Linked DNA regions of Homo sapiens: region 1 is linked to region 2. The links are chromatin loops, found by intact Hi-C in ENCODE. Cell type or tissue: MCF 10A. All regions are shown on one strand. Each heading gives the region's core, and the rest is flanking DNA. Links, peaks and the distances in the headings are about the cores only.

Evidence for each region. A loop is a pair of places that touch in the nucleus more often than their neighbours do. Peaks named below come from ENCODE experiments on the same cell type or tissue, not always from the same donor. Only the 100,000 strongest peaks of a DNase experiment are listed, where the experiment ranks them.
Region 1: a loop joins it to region 2, with 6 times the contacts of the local background. A loop is called at or near these places in 91 of 110 quality-filtered maps.

Annotation. Positions count from the first base shown.
Region 1 is chr1:48,112,555-48,117,939 of GRCh38, reverse strand. All of the region lies in intron 10 of LINC02794 (long intergenic non-protein coding RNA 2794), which reads right to left. It also overlaps the pseudogene SKINT1L. Among named protein-coding and RNA genes, the nearest start is that of LINC02794, 65 kb to the right of the region's middle. In MCF 10A, for the core only: no CTCF peak of the experiment used is centred there; a DNase peak (open chromatin) is centred at 2,739.
Region 2 is chr1:48,199,149-48,204,533 of GRCh38, reverse strand. No RefSeq gene overlaps it. Among named protein-coding and RNA genes, the nearest start is that of SLC5A9, 21 kb to the left of the region's middle. In MCF 10A, for the core only: CTCF peaks have their summits at 832, 1,036 and 2,186 (motif pointing right); DNase peaks (open chromatin) are centred at 1,033 and 2,303.

The DNA.
Region 1 (5,385 bases), core at 64-5,063, 87 kb after region 2:
TATACCACAATTACTGTCTTATTATAATAGTCTGTGATTTTTCCATGTGCTATAACCAGTGAGTTTCATACCTTCAGATAATATTTTGTTGCTCATTAATGTCCTTTTCGTTCAGATTGAAGGACTCCCTTTAGCATTTCTTGTAGAACAGACCTGGTGTTGATGAAGTCCCTCAGCTTTTGTTTGTCTGGGAAAGTCTTTATTTTTCCTTCATATTTGGAGGATATTTTCACCAGATATACTATTCTAGGGTGAAAGTATTTTTCCTTCATTACTTTAAATATGTCATGTCACTCCTCCTGGCCTGTAAGATTTTCACTGAAAAGTCTGCTTCAAGACTTATTGGAGGTCTATTGTATGTTATTTGTATCTTTTCTCTTGCTGCTTTTAAGATTTGTTCTTTATCTTTGACCTTTGGGAGTTTGGTTATTAAATGCCTTGAGGGAGTCTTCTTTGGGTTAAATCTGCTTAGTGTTCTATAACCTTTTACTTGAATACTGGTAACTTTCTTTAGATTTGGGAAGTTCTCTTATATTATTCCTTTGAATAAACTTTCTATCCTTATCCCTTTCTATTCCTCCTTTTTAAGGCAAATAACTCTTAGATTTGCCCTATTGAGGCTATTTTGTAGATTTTGTAGGTGTGCTACATTGGTTTTTATTCTTTTTTCTTTTGCCTCCTCTGACTGCTTATTGTCAAATAGCCTGTCTTCAAGCTCACTAATTATTTCTTCTGCTTGTTCAATTCTGCTACTAAGAGACTCTGATGCATTCTTCAGTATGTCAATTGCATTTTTCAACTCTAGAATTTCTACTTAAATCTTTTTGACAATTTCAATTTCTTTGTTTAACTTATCTGATAGAATTCTGAATTCCTTTTCTGTGTTATCTTGAATTTTTTTTTAACTTTTTTCAACACAGCTATTTTCAATTATCTGTCTGAAAGATCAGATACCTGTGTTTCTCCAGGATTGGCCCTAGGTGCCTTATTTAGCTCACTTGGTAAGGTCATATTCTCCTGGATGGTCTTGATGCTTATAGATGTTGGTCTGTGTCTGGGCACTGAGGAGCTAGGCGTTCATTGTAGTCTTCATGGTCTGGGCTTATTTGTGCCTGTTCTATATGGGAAGGCTTTCCAGGTATTTAAAGGGACTTGAGCCTCACACTCAATAATGCTGTGGTTCTTGCAGGCTCATAGAGGTGCCAACTTGGTGGTCTTAGGTAAGATCTGGAAAATTTTTCTGGATTATTAGGCAGAGACTCTTGTTCTTTTCCATTACTTTCTCCCAAGCAAACGGAATCTCTCTGTGTTCAACCTCCTGGAACTGGGAGTGGTAGGACAGAAGGATACATATGGCCACCACTGCTGGGACTGTGTTGGTTTAAACCTGAAGCCAGCCCAGCACTGGGTCTTCCCCATGGCCCACTGTAACCACTACCTGGCTACCACCTAAGTTTACTCAAGGACCTAGTGTTATAGTCTCACCAATGCACCACAATGTAGCAGTCTCTTGTTGTGACGTACCACCTGGAGTTCTTCGTCCCATGACCAAGAATATTAGGGAGCATGGAGGCAAAGGGTGAGGTTGGAGTGAAAGTTGAATGAGCAAAAGAAGAAAGCTCTCTACAGCAGAGAGGGGGGCCTGAGAGGGTTGCCATTTTTACAGTTGAATCCAACAGCTTTTATAAGAAACTCCCCCTCACCAACAGCTTTTATAAGAAACTCCCCCTCATCTCTGTAGCTATTTGTATCACTTCTCTTGTCTGTGAAACTGTCTGTGCAACTCCCCTCATCTGTGGAGCTGCAGGCATATCTTTAGGCAGCACAAAGTGCAGGTTCTCTTGTTTGTGCAACTGTGGATGTGTTTTGGGTAAGCCCCCACCTCCCTGTGCAAGTACCCATGGAAAAGAGGTGGAAACTTTTTCATGGGAGCCCACTAATCACACAAAGAACAAAAGGCTTCTGTGTTGGACTTTGCTTTCTTATCAGTGCAGCAGCTGCAGTTTGGTTTTACCCCAGGCTGCTCTATTTGTGCCTGTAACTGTGATTTTTCAGGTGTCTTTCTGTTTAAAAGAATTTTACCAAGGACCAGCTTTAGTTGTCTGCCCAACTAATTTTTCCTTTTTCTCCCCCTCTCACTAGGGCTCTACAATCAGCAGGTGGCAAACCCACTGATGTTTCTGTCCCTCCTTCAGGTTGGCAAGTTCCCCCAGGCCCCGGATAGGTTCAGAGATGCTGTCTGGAAGCCAGGGATTAAAGTCAAGAACCTTAGAAATTTACCTGGTATTCTATTCTACTGCAGCTAAGCTGGCACTCAAACCACAAGACAAATTCCTCCCCACTCTTCCCTCCCCTTTCTACAGGCAGACATTGCCTCTCCCTGTGGCCACCACCAGCAGCAGCCCATGGGGTGTTTTACTTAAAGTTCAGGGGCTCTTTGATCAGCTTGTGATTAATGCTACCAGGCCTTGGACTCAACCTTCAGGTCAGTGGGTTTCCTCTGGCTCCAGAGAGGTCCAGAAATGCTGACCAAGAGACTAGGCCTAGACTTGGGGACCACAGGAGCCTATTTGTTGCTCTATCCCAGTGTGGTCAAGCTGGTATGTATGGTGCAAGACAGGGTACTCTTCACTTTACCCCACTCCCTGCTTTTCTGAAATAGTCTTTCACCATAGCCACCACAGCTGGGAATGTGGTCACATCTGAAAGCAGCATGTCTCAGAGCCAAAGGCCCACAATGTACTACCTGGGTATCACTGTTTGTTATTCTTGGCCCACGAGCTCTTCAGTCAGCAAGTGATGAATACTGACAGGTCTCTACTGTGACAGGGCAGCACAGAGTTCAATATAAAGTCTCACATTTCCTGCACTCTCCCTCTCCCAACAACACAGATTTCTCTGCACCATGCATCTGCTGTCAGAGAGTGGGGGAGGTGTGGTGCAAGCCCTCCCTTTGCCACCCTGGCTGTTCTCTCAGTAGGTTGCCCTCAGTCCACTGGCTCTGAGCTCAGCTCAGTTCTAGGACTTGCCTAGGAATTGCAATCCTTTGGCACAGACTGTCATTCAAGTTCACTTAGGGCCCCGGAGCACTCCAGGCTGGTGGTGAGGCTTGCTGGAACTCAAGCTCTGACCACTGGGATGGGTGATTTCCCTCTGGCTAGGGCTAGTCCAAATACTCCCTCCATGAGCGGATGTCAGCTGAGTACAGCCTGGTTCTGCTTTCCACTATAACAGGGCAGCACTGAGTTCAATGCAAAGCCTCACAATTGCTCTGCTGTCTCTCTCCCAAGCACAGATTGTCCATGCCACGCAGACACTGCCCAGGGGATAGGGGAGCAGTAGTGTTGCCAATTCAAGACTGTCTTTCCTGCCCTCTTCATGTCTCTTTCAGTGATATGATGTTAAAATCAGGTACTGTGGTTACTCACTTGAGTTTTGGTTTTTGTGATGGTGCTTTTAATGTGCAGTTAGTTGTTATAATTTAGTGTTCCTGCAGGGAGAGGACAAATGGTGTAGGCTTCTATTCAGCCATTTCGCTCCACCCTAAGAGACTATCTTTAACAAATGGTGTTGGGCACCCACAGTGGTTCATGCCCGTAAGCCCAATACTTAGAGAGGCAGAGGTGGGAGAATTGCTTGAGGCCAGGGGTTTAATACCAGCCTGGACAACATAATAAGACCCCCAACTCTACAAAAAGCAAAAAAAAAAAAAACTGGCCAGGTATGATGGCACGTAACTATAGTGCCAGCTACTTGGGAGGCTGAGGCAGAAGGATTACTTTAGCCTAGGATTTCAAGGCTGCAGTGAGCTAGGATGGCACCACCACACTCCAGCCTGGGCAACAGAGTGAAACCTTATCCCTAAAAATAAATATAAATAAATAAATAAATAAATGTGGTGTTGAGAAAATTGACATGTAAAACAATGAAACTGAATCCCTATCTTACACCACACAAAAAAAATCAATTCAAAATGAATTAAAGACTAAGACTTGACACCATAAAATTCTTAGAAGAAAACATCATAAAAAACCTTCATGACATTGATCTTGCCAATGATTTCTTGGATATGACACTAAAAATATAAACAACAAAAGCAAAATAAACAAGTGGGACTACGTCCAACTAAAAACCTTCTGCACAGCAAAAGAAACAATCAACAGAGTGAAAAGGCAGTCTTTGGAATGGGATAAAATATTTGCAGATCATACATCTGACAGGAGTTAATATTTAAAATACATAAGAAATTCCTACAACTCAAAAGCCAAAACCCAAATAATTTGATTAAAATGTGGGCAAAGGTCTTGAATAGACATTTCTCCAAAGATACACAAATGGCCAATTGGCATATGAAAAGGTGCTGAACATCACTATAAGTGGGGAAATGAAAATCAAAACCACAATTAAATGTTGCCACACACCTGTTAGAATGGCAATTAAAAAAAAAAAAACAGAAAATAACAAGAGTTGGAGGGAATATAGAGAAACTGGAATACTTGTGCACTGTTGGTGAGAATGTCAATAGTGCAGCCACTCTGGAAAACAGTATAGAGGTTCCTCAAAAAATTAAAAGACAGAACTAGCATATGTTCCAGCAGTCCCACTCCTGGTATTTTCAAAAGAATTGAAAATAGGATTTCAAAGAGATATTTGCACTCCCATATTCAATGCAGCATTAATCACGGTAGCCAAAATGTGGAAACAACCTAAATGTTCATTGACCGATGATTAGATAAGGAAAATGTGGTATATTCTTACAATGGAATGTTATTCATCCTTTAAAAAGAAGGAAATCCTGTCATATGAAACAATATGGATGAATCTTGAAGACATTATCCTAAGTGAAGTAAGCTAGTCACAGAAGAACAGATAGTGTATGATTCCACTACTATGAGGTATCAAATGTAATCAAACTCATAGAAGCAGAAGGTAGAATGATGGTTTCCACAGGCTAGCCACGTGAGGGGATAGGGAGTTGGTGTTCAGTGGATATAGCATTTCAGTTACACAAGATGAAAAAGCTCTAGAGACCTACTGTACAATATTGTGCTATAGTATACACTTAACATTTTGTTAAGAGGATTGATTTCATATTGTTAGTTTTTACCACAATTTTAAAAATGTAAAACAATGAAACTTCTTGAAGAAAACAAGAGAAAACCTTTGTAACTTAGGACGAGGCAAAAAACTTCTTAGATATGAAACCAAAAGTATAATCCAAAAAAGAATATATTTATAATATATTTATAATTTGGACTTCATAAAAACTTGTCTTTAAAATACGCTGTTTTAAAAATGAAAAGACAAACTACAGACTGAGAGGAAATGTTTGCCAAGAATATCATTCATAAAGGACAAAATGTGTAAAGAACTCTCAAAACTCAA
Region 2 (5,385 bases), core at 138-5,137:
GGGCTGAGTTCAAGACCTTAAAAGAAGGCCATTCCTGTTTATATTTGATGTGGTAATTATAGCACCGAGGCTCAGGGAGTTCCAGTCACTTGTCCGAGGTCAGACAGCAAGCAAGTGGCAGGGCAAGATTTAAACACAGGTTTCCGACCTCCAGGCCCATGTCTTTTCCTTTAACACACTTTGGTATCAGTTATTTGTGTCAGCTTGAACATACATATTAAGTCTCCAAAACGTTCATAAGTTTGTAGTTAGTTATTTCCATTGTAGAAATTTATTCTATGAAAATTATCATGTATTAAGATTTTACTCAGATTTAACACCAGGTCCAGGTACTTGGTCCTGACAAAGCTCTGAGAGGCCCCAGGTGGGGCTAGGGGTGGCTTCATGTTAAAAATAAAAACAATTTAAATATTCAGCTATAAGGGAATTTTTGTATAACGTAGTGAACAACTTTGTAGTTCCCAGACCAGCAAGATCAGCATTATTGGGCAAATTGTTAGAAATGCAGATTCTTGTCCTAGCTGATACTTCTTGATTCAGAAACTCTTGGAGTGAGGCTCAGAATTCCTAAAGCCCTCAAGGTAATTTTGATACCTGCTAGAGTTTGAGAATCATTGATGGAATGGGATGTTACACAGGCAGTTAGTGTTTTCAAAGACTGCTTAACATGAAAAAGTGCTTATAATATTAAGTAAATAAAAAGAGAAAAAATGGTTTATGTTTAGTGTGATAATTTGTGCATTACAGATAGTATGATTTCCATTTGTAAATATGTGAGTACGTACCATATATTTGTAAAATCAAAACCATTCATATATTGCATATATACATTCACACATATGTACTAGCAGAAAAAGTGCTATTCTCAATATATCAAAGAAGGTAATTTTGAATTACTCCTTCTTTGCACCTTTATGTATTTTTCCAGATTGTCTTCTCTGATGACGCATTTTTTATTATCAATAAATAGCTTGCCTACAAAAAAAGGCTTTTTCAGAATATGCAGTACAAAAGATGACCACAGTGGGGAGGAGTAGAGCACACTTTAACATCTCCCATCCCACCTGCCTTCTGGGCCATGAGGCAGATCACTAGGTACCTGTCCTTTCTCCACTCCCTTCTACCCCCATCTCATTCTCCATGTAAGGCTAACTTCCATATACAATATTTGTAGATAGCCAAGGAATTCACTGGGCTTTTCATTTTGCAGCAAGATGTTGAACATTCTCTGAGACGTTCCTGGCAAGTAGGAGCCGACGTATGAGAAAAATCTCTGACCCTATCTGACTTTTTATTTATTCTCTACCTTGTTCTGAATTTTCTTAAGTTCTCTGTGTAACTCTCCCAATCTTTCTCTCTCTCTGAAAATCCACAAGTATCTATATCTCTGAAACTTTTGTAAACATTCTCTGGAACACTGTGATAATATCTCAGAAATATAATGAAACTGGCTGAAATGTTATGGCTTTCTCTTTAAACTCTCTCTGAATCTCAGGACTCTTGGTCCATCTGTCCATCGCAGCCCATTATCATACAGCAAATGGGTGTCGGGCAAAGGAAGCTGCTATTTGTGACAAATACTCCCTTCCAGCTCACTAGCTCATCCCTCTTAGGAATTTGCTCACTTCCCAGTTCTGGGCTACACCTTTCTTGGTTCAGAAGAAGGTGGAGATCAAATCCCTTTCCTCCAGTGAAGTTCCAGCTAGATCTGGGAACAGAGAAAGCTGGGCAATTGGGGAGTCAGATCTAGGTTTGATTTTCCACTCCTTGTCTTACTATTTGTATGACCTTGAGCAAATGGCTTTCTTCAAAGTCTCTCCTTCCTAATCCAGTGAAAATAATGATGGGGACTGCATGACTTTTGTGAGGATTGGGGGTGATAGTTCACGTGCCACTGCTACATGCTTACGGTCAGTAATAGATGAGTCAAGTGTAAAATGCCTGGGTAAACACCAACAACCCTCATGACTTTCATTGAGACAGGAGTTCAGAGCATGGAGAGATCTGTGTGTGTTTCATAAGCCCTTGCCATGGAGAGGTAGTAACTCAGAAAGTCCATTGCATTTAGGAAGTTGCTTTGTGTAAGCCCAGGACATTCTCTTCTCTGCGGCTTTTTGTGGGATGGTGGATATGTAAGAATTATTTGCACATTGAATGTGCAATATCAAGGGTTGGGCACAAGGTGGCGCAATGGGGCAGGTTTCAGCATCTTTCAGAGGCGTTCCCATTCAGGGATGAGGAGTAAAGCATTAGTGGTATTTCCATATACTATTTTATGTGTGACCCCATCTGCCTGCAGTGTTAGCATCAGATGGGGATTTTCTGGGCAGCTGGAAGTCTGAGCTATTGCTGAACAGTACGTCATTGCATTTAGAATTTAGACCAGTGTGGTTTAATAGAATTTTCCACGATGATGAAAATGTTCTGTCTGTGCTGTCTAAAATCTTAGTCATTAACCACATGTGGCTACTGAGCACTTGAAATGTAGCCAGTGTGGCCAAGGAACACAATTTTAAAGTTAATTTATTTTTAATTTTAAATATAAATAACCACACACATGGTTTCTGAATTGTACAACAGAGAATTCTAGATAATGTCAGTTTTTCTAGTAATAAATGCTCTCCATCCTAGCCCCTTTTTGAGGTTGGGCTTCTAAAGATTAGTTAGGTTGTCTCCCAAGTTTCTCACAGTGGAGAAGGGGAGGAAGTGCAGGAGGAAGCAAAAATGAATTTATAAACACTATAATAAAAGTGAGCCTAATTACAGCAAGAGATCAAAATAAATAATACCGATAGTTGCTTTTAGTTTTGAGTGCTAGCCAGGTGTAAAACACTTTAAAATGTGATTTAATCCTCAAAGAATTCCTATGCAATTTTGTAGCTGAAGAAACCAAGGCTCAGAGTGGCCAAATGGTTTGTTATTTGTGGCAGAGAATTTAGATGCCCATCTAGGTGAGCCTCGGACTCTAAAACCTTCCTACAATGCTGATGTAAGGCTTTAAAGAAGAATACATCTCATCGAGTGAGAATACTATTGAAGGCTTTCTAAAGACGGTTGGGTTTGAGCTAGGCAGGAAGAATAAATGGGGTTTTGTTAAAAAAGAAGAGAAGATAGGGTCCAAGCAGAGGGACAGTATCAGTCAATGAGTAAGAAATGCTGGGAGCATGTTCAACACATTATCATGGTATTTAACCAAAATTTGAGGAGGGACATGTCTCTCCTTTGTAATGGGCTTGGCTGGGTCCAAGAAGAGGCGACTGGTGCCTGACTAGAGGGAATCTGTATTTGTAGGAAAATAGAGAGAGCCTGGTCTGCAGAAGAGTATCACTGAAACCACTAGTCTGGGAGAAAGATTATGGTGCCCCCATAGGAACTGGAGAGCTGCAGAGCCAAGAAAGGAGGGGCAGGAGGGGCAGAAGGGAATGGGGCTCCCTTTGAGATGGGTAAATAAATGGAGTGTAAACATACACCCATGTATGCTTGAATGTCAAGGGAGACTCACAGGTTATTAAAGGATCCACTGCGACTACTTGGAGGAAGAAACAGGGAGTGATGGAAGCCAGTGGGTCTCGTTGAGACTAAGTCATGTGAGACATGCCTTACTGCTTTACCTGTGTTTTTAAGATTAATTGATTAACAGATCTAAGAGAATCTATTGACCAAACAATTAAGTAGTTCTTAGGCATCAATTATGTAATGGGCCCAGCAGTCAAAGCTTTTCATGTTGGTGTTTCAAAAGGACATTTTCCAAAAATCTCTTGAGGGAAATATGGAGAAATGTATGTTTGATGACTCTGCAGTAGCTGATGCTACCATGGCAATCTGGAGGCAGGCTTCCAGGGACTTAACCACGTTCTTTCTTGACAAACGTGTTGAGTGATTTGAATAAAGAATTTGCCAAAGGGCTATCAGATTTGGTAAGGACAACTAATTCATTATCCAGAGAATCAAAAGCAAAGCAGTTATTATCTGCTATAATTGATTTGACTCTATCAGGATAATATTTAATTACAAAAACTATAAAGTTTAGCATTTAGCCTCAGGAAAACCAATTTTAAAAGAGAAGTAGTGTCTGCTTTGGTAATGTCAGCCTGCTAGCCATTTTTTTTTTTTTTTAGCTTGAGCTATCAAGATGCTGTGGTGAATAAACCACTGCCTCACAGGTCTTTCATTCCTGTCAAAAGATCTTTAGAGACAGATGGAATTCCTTTTACACTCACTGCTTGAGTGAGGACTGCAAACACTACGGTGACTTTTAGTGTGCAGAGTGGAGACCTGGCTGTGAATAAACAGTGACATCCTGGCTTTTCTGCTGGAAAAAGAGAATTGTTTAAGTTAAAAAATGTAAAACTGAGGGGTGGGGTTGCTGTGTGTTATTTCTTTTCCCTAAATGCAGATCTCTGCTTAGAAAGCCAGACTCTATTTATCAGGCTTTAGCCCTGAGGAAATAAGAAGAAAGGAGAAAAGGGAATGTCTCTAAAGTAGCACTGGATGGGGGCAAATGTGGGCAGAAGAAAAGATTGAGCTGCTTGAGAGTGGGATTGAGTTTGCCTTACTTTGCTCTGCCTGTTGCAGGCACGTGTGGGGCAGGCTAGATGGAGCGTTTGTTAACTGACTACTTAGGTGATGGCAGAGTCACTGACCTGGCCTTTCCTCCCTTCTCCAATCTTTTCTCACACTCAAGCCAAAGAGATAGTTTCAAATGAGTATTTGTGTATGTCCTTCCCAAATCTTACACTCTGCTTAAAACCTTTCAGTGATTTTCCAGAACTCTCAGAATAAAGCTAAAATTCCTGAACATAGTCTACTAGACCCTGCCCAGTCTGCCTTGCAGCCTCATTTTGCCTCAAATCTCCCTCTATTTTGCTATGTTTCACCTGCTATTGTCTTAGATTTCCTGGCAATGTCCTGTACTTCTTCCCACTGCAGGACCTCTGCACATGCTCTTGCTTTTGGCCAGTGAGTTCTCCTGGGCCCACTCCCTTACTCTGAGCTCTCAAAGATCCGTGTTCTTCCCACAAGCTCCAGAGAACAGGGATTGGCCTTTGTTTGCTCGTTGTATTATCCCCAGCACAGTGCCAGACACATAGAAAATCCCTAATTGAAACAACCTTTGCAAAAACTATAACAGTGGGAAAATTATGACAGAGAAAGAGATCTTATCTAATCAACCCCCATCTTACCCTTAACCTTGGTCATTCCTGGGCTTGGGCCAAGCTAACTTTGGGAGAAATTTAGTATATAGTTTAAATAATAATAGCCCTTCCCCAAACTAAACCACCTTTGTAAAACTAAGACCATCAGGTTAGGAGGATGAGAGGAGGCTGAATTCGGCTAAGATGTAGGTATAAATGATGACTAGTCATTATTCTGGAAATCAGCTTC